Linked DNA regions of Homo sapiens: region 2 is linked to region 1. The links are chromatin loops, found by intact Hi-C in ENCODE. Cell type or tissue: heart right ventricle. All regions are shown on one strand. Each heading gives the region's core, and the rest is flanking DNA. Links, peaks and the distances in the headings are about the cores only. Region 1 has its middle 150 kb from the start of HAND2-AS1. Region 2 overlaps LOC124900815 (a long non-coding RNA gene).

Evidence for each region. Peaks named below come from ENCODE experiments on the same cell type or tissue, not always from the same donor. Only the 100,000 strongest peaks of a DNase experiment are listed, where the experiment ranks them.
Region 2: it touches region 1 in a loop (5-fold over the local background); 2 of 110 quality-filtered maps call a loop at or near these places.

The regions. Positions count from the first base shown.
Region 1 is chr4:173,678,924-173,681,839 of GRCh38, forward strand. No RefSeq gene overlaps it. Among named protein-coding and RNA genes, the nearest start is that of HAND2-AS1, 150 kb to the left of the region's middle. In heart right ventricle, for the core only: no CTCF peak of the experiment used is centred there; a DNase peak (open chromatin) is centred at 1,555; H3K27ac peaks cover 1,752 bases.
Region 2 is chr4:173,517,927-173,520,842 of GRCh38, forward strand. It overlaps LOC124900815 (a long non-coding RNA gene), which reads left to right. Exons shown (of 4, transcript XR_007058371.1): 3 at 705-886; 4 at 969-2,373. It also overlaps a transcript of SCRG1 not described here. Among named protein-coding and RNA genes, the nearest start is that of HAND2, 11 kb to the right of the region's middle. RefSeq lists enhancers at 234-1,433, 1,010-1,596. In heart right ventricle, for the core only: no CTCF peak of the experiment used is centred there; DNase peaks (open chromatin) are centred at 215, 865, 945 and 1,455; H3K4me3 peaks cover 1,795 bases; H3K27ac peaks cover 2,500 bases; H3K27me3 peaks cover 149 bases.

The DNA.
Region 1 (2,916 bases), core at 120-2,619:
AAGTCTTTAAGTTTTCTAAATAGGTATAATTTACAAATATTTATACTCACTTTTGATTAAATTACTTTAAGCAAAAATAAAGCATGTTAACACATGAGTAGAGGTGAGAGTTATAACAATTAACTTCTAATTTTTATTTAATAATTCTAAATTTCTGATTATAAGAACCTCAACATTGCCAGGAATATTATATATTTAAATTGGAAAAACATCACTAGAACAAATACATTTTTAAGAAAATTCAATGCCGTCACAGGCTGGCTCCTTCCTTCCCACTTGTGATGTTCTCCTCTGTAACTTCTCCCCTTTAACTGTATTAGACAGGATTCTCCGGAGAAACAGAAGCAATAGGATATATGCAGACATATAGAAAAATATTTATTATGACACGTTGGCTCACACAATTATAGATGCCAAGAAGTCTCAGAGTAGCTGTCAGCAAGCCCAACAAAGCCAGTGGTGTAGTTCTAGCCCAAGCCTGAAGACCTGAAAACCAGCAGTTCCAATGTCTGAGGGTAGGAGAAGACAGTTGTTCCAGCTCAAGCAGACACAGTGAATTCATCCTTCCTCTGCCTTTCTGTTCTATCTGGGCCCTCAATGGATTGGACGTTGCCGCCCGTATTGATGAGGGCAGATCTTCTTTACTCAGTCAACAGATTCAAACACGACATTTTTCAAGAAACACTCTCACAAACACACCCAGAAATAATGTTTCACCAGGTATCTGTATCATCTTAAGTGTGCTTAAGTTGATACAGAATTAGCTATCATATCACCTATCCCAAACTCCCAAGTTCTTTAAGATCCTTCTCAAATCCCACTGCTCAATAAAGCTGACCCGAGAACTCCAGCCTGCATCAAACTCTGCTTCCTAAGCAGACACACACCTATTAGCTGTATCATTAATTTACACACAATTGTTTAGAACTGATTACATGCAGCTTCACACAGTACTACATATAGTTATTTAATTTTTAGCGCATGCAATTATCTCTCCCATTAGTTTCTGAGATGTCTAAAGGCAGGCAGGTCACACTTTCTGTTCTGAGGGCACATTAGCTATATATTTTGTTGAACAAATTATTATTTTTTCATTTATTCAACCACCACTTACTTGGTACTCACTATAAGCCAGGGACTGTGCTAAGTTCTTGGCATGCAAGGATTCTTCTGTTATTTATTAATTCAATCCATTTGTATGTACCAGGTGCCTGAGATACAGGCATAAAGTAAATCAAATCTCTGGTTTCATGGGCCTTACATTTTAGTAGGGGGACAGATAATAAAGAAATGCAGACATATATTTTATCAAGTAATGATAAGGGCTGTGAAGAAAATGAAACAAAGTGATAGAGGGTGGAAAAATGGGAGGGTGAGGATGTTTTAAAGAAGATGGTCAGGAAAGGTCTCTGAGGAGATGGCATTGGAGTGGAGACCCAAGTGAAGTGAGAGAGAGAGAGACAAGCAAATCCCTGAGGGGACAAAGTTTCTGGCAGAGGGAACGGCAAGTGCCTGAGACGAGAGTGCCCTCGGCATGTCCCAGGCGTAGCAGGTTGGCGAACTGCAGCTAGAAGGCCTTGAGTGACAGGGAGAGCTCCCTGGAATCAAGGTCAGAGAGAGAGGCAGAACCAGTCCACAGCAGACTTTAAAGGGTTTAACTTTATGCGTGATGGGAAGACATTGGGGGGTTCAGAGTAGGGGACTGATGTGGTATAATGTGTGATACGTGAGACCAGTGAAAAAGACCCTGTAGCTGCACAAAAGAGACTTCAAATTTATTATCGAAAGTTCTACTACACAAACATTCATAGACATTTATATAAAACTATGAAATTGTAAAAAAGGAATCTACCAGAAATAAAAATAATCTGCTCTGTGTATGGTCTGTACAGAGTGCATATATAGGTGGGTAATTGTAGGAAATGGAAAATAGCAAATTAAAATGGAAGATTATAGCCTCAAAAGTTACAAAGATAAGAAATATAGCATTTAGGAACTGAACACTCAAATCAAAGAAATGCAATTTATTTATCTGAGAAATAAAAGGTGTGGCTAAATTGAGATTTTGCTTTTATATTTTAATGTCTCAAGGTATAAAGATATGATTTAAACACTCTCTTTAGGAATATAAATTACTGTTAATTGAATTGTAGGTCCCGAACAATGTTTAGTGAATATTTACAGTGAACATTTTCCTCACACTGGGGCATAGTGACTATCTGGTAAGTTGGCTTGAAGAGCTGTGAGGTAGACACAATATGGTCTTAAGGTATTAACTAATCCAAGCTCCTTTTTCTGTTCACAGATGACCTCTTAATGCTGTACATAAGAGATTTGGGTTGTAATATTAATTTTGTTGTTAGTGTGATAGGTGACTTGTAGCAAGACAAAATAAGGAAGGTCATCGCTAATGTCTATTGAGTGCTTACCCTGTGCCAGCGACTATGTGAGCTCTGTGCCTTACATTGCTGTTTTAAGGGCTTCACTAATGGCTTTCTTTACCAGAATTCTTTTTGTTATTTATTTTTATTGTCAAATTATAATTATACATATTCTTATGAGGTACAAAGTGATGTAATGATATATGTATACAGTGTGGAATGACGGAATCAAACAATTAACATACCCAGCACCTGAAATACTTATCATTTGTTTCTCCTGTCTAAATGCAATTTTGTACCCTTTGACCCACATCTCCCCATTCTTCCCAGGCTCCCAGGCTCTAGTAACTTCCATTCTACTCTTTGCTTCTATAAATTTGATTGTCTCATGTAAGTGAAAACATGGGCTATTTGTCTTTCTGTGCCTGGCTTATGTCACTTAGCATAACGTCCTCCAGGTTCGTCCATGTTGTTGCAAATGACAGGATTTCCTTCTTTCTTAAGGCTGAATAGCATCCTATTGTGTAGATATACC
Region 2 (2,916 bases), core at 199-2,698, 160 kb before region 1:
CGGACCTCGGGCCTAGCTTCGGAGGTATTTTTAGCTCCTCTCTCTGCTCCCCAGAGGCTCTTTTGTAAGCTTAACAGAGGCTCAGCAAGCTGCCCTCACCCCGAAGGGCTGTGGGAGGAGGCTGCCCTAGTATCTTGAAGAAAAAAGAAATTGCCTATCCTTAAGTTTAAAACAATATTCGCTCTCTCTAGGCTCCCCTTCTGTTCTCTCGTTTTTTTCGCCCGCAGGAACACTCCAAGTTCCACAGTTAAAGAGGACCGGGAGGGCAGGAATGGGTGGGGCCTGGAAATCAGCTCCGAAACTGGGTGCGGCACACCTTCCTCTGCCTTTCTGCCTCTCTCCCGGCCACTGCTGCTCCACGGGAGCCAGTCTTGGATACCTAGGGTGGGGGACAGGGGGACGGGAAGAGCCTCGGTTGTCTCCAGGTAGGCAGGGAACCCGGAGCATTTATTTAAAGTTACTTATTTTTTTAAAATAAAGGCTTAAAATAAGTCCAAATGTTTCTGCAACAGAGTTTCCAACACACTGTTCAGGAATGCGAAACTCGGGACCCAGACTAGCAATCCCCAAGTGGGTGAATTCTTATTATGTAGAAACCTGCTCTCTATGCTCCCCCTCTCACCTTGGAGAGGCCTCAGTACAGCCTTCGGGCTTGGGCCGCAGGCTTCCCTGGACTTCCGCAGTCCCCCTTCTCCCCATTCCAGAACCTGCCGAGCCCCTGCTGCATCTGGGACCCGCCTTCACCGTTTCCCAATCCCAGCGGTTAGCCCCTGCGCCCCCTTTTTGGTCTCCACTTTGCCGTTCGAAAATGCCTAGGTTGGTGGATCGACCCTCCGCGGAGCAAAGACGGATGGCTGGCAGGAGCAGGTTCAGGAGCTGGGCCAAGGTATTCTCTGCTTCCGCCTTTGTGTCCGCCCCCCCGCCCCCTGCTCCCCGCTTCCCGCCAGCATCTCTCCTTTTCTGCTCAGGAGTGTTTGGCCCGGCGGTCCACCCCGGCTTCCCGAGATACGCTAGAGTTGCCCCCACGTCCTGTCCGCCGCGCCCCTACCCACCGGGTTGCCTTCGGGGCCCTTCGGTGCTGTGTAGTCGGCGTGGCGCTGTGAGCTAGGCGAACAGGAACCCCCAGGCCCGCCACGTCTACGCTATTAGCAGCCAGGTAGCCCTGCGGGTCGAAGATGCTCAGAGGAGGAGTAAATGCAGAGAAAAAATAGAGGAAGGAATAAAAAAAAAAACAAAACAAAAACACGTAACATACACGCACTCAAAACCAACTTTGGGATTGGACTTTTTCAGTTTCACACGAAGAGACTTGGAGTATCTGGAGAAGGTTTTTGAAGACGTTTAGGAGGGAGGGTGAGTTTTCTGCTGAGAAACTCAATCTGCCATACAGTAGCGGCCCCATCTGGGATCTGTCACTGCTGACAGCACCAGAGGGCACAGCCGTGATCTTCTGCACAGCCTGCACTCCCCGAAATACCCTCCTTAATCAAAGGATGTCTGCGCGCCTGAGCTCAGCTGACCGCGCCGGGAGCACCAGGGCCGTTGGATTCCACCCCAGCCCGCCCCCTCCCCACGCACACAGCCACGGCCCCTCGCGTCTTCGCGGCACGTTAATTAAATGCGGAAAACAGACAGAGGCTGATGTCATTGCTCTCACAAGATCATAAACGTAAAAGAGTCATCCTGTGAGAATCCCTGAAAATGACTTTAATGAATAATTTCAGAGACAGTTATGACTTTGGGTGATTACTGAGCAAGAATATGAAAACCAGATTTGCAAAGCGAAGGCGATGGTCAAAAGGCCTGGCAGTTACTTTCTCTCATTAAAACCGCACCGGCTTTCCTTCTTCGCCAAGTACTAGTTACCAACTGAGGTTGCGTTTTCAGGTTTTCTTCTTCAAAATAACAGTCTTCTTTTCCTGCTTTTCTGCCTTATCCTAAAGACAAAATGTCAGCTCCAGGGAACGACATTAACAACCCACTTTAAATTGAAGGCAACTCTGCACTGGCGTCAGTGGCCATTGGCTTCCATCTTTTTACAAAGGTTGGATTTACTGCCATCTTAGGATCATATCTCTTTTGGCCTCTTCTCTAGGCAATGTATTTAATGAAGGTTGAACATTCTCACTGACCCTGAGTCAGTGCACTGTTTGTTGTAAAGGATCTCAGCTGGTGGGGCAAAAAACAAGTTCCAAACAACCTGCCTTTACAGAAGAGTCTCCCTGACTCTTTAGTTCTAGGTCACCAATGAACTGAAAAATGATTTGGTGCTACATTAAGGAATATTTTCAAACACTCCATCTGGCCATGGAGAAGCATCCAGTTGGTTATATCTGGTTGCTCATGCATTAAAAATACTATTTGAGAAAACAACTAGGGTGTTAGTTGTGGAAGTGGCCTGGTGAGTACCCTCTGATCTTTTGCACGAAGTTTAGCTGCCTGCAAGTCTGTCTTCTTTGCTTGAAAATATAAACTGGGACTCTCTGGGCCTGTGTCCCATGTGGATTTATTCCACTTAATTCAAGTAAAAGTTTGTTTATACTCTGAGCAAGAAAGTATTATAGGCACAAGTGATGTGGAGTTTTCAGTTTGCTTGTTTTTTGCTGTTGTTTGTTTGCTTTTGAGCGATCTGAGTGATTTAGAAAACTAATGTGTCTCAGTCGGCTCCACCATTCAGACAGATCATAGAGAACCCACTTACCAGCACTCTAGAAAACTGTACTTTGTGCAGACATTGCCTGATCCTCCCCTTTCTAGAAGCACAGATAGGCCAGAATCCTTCAGTCACTGAGGACACAATTGTCTAAAAGCCTCATTCCCTATCATTAGCCCCCAAACCGCAGAGCTGTTTCCTTCCCTCTTGGCTCCAGATAGGGGTGGGTGGGAGAGGGGACTAGGCTCTCCATGTGACATTTC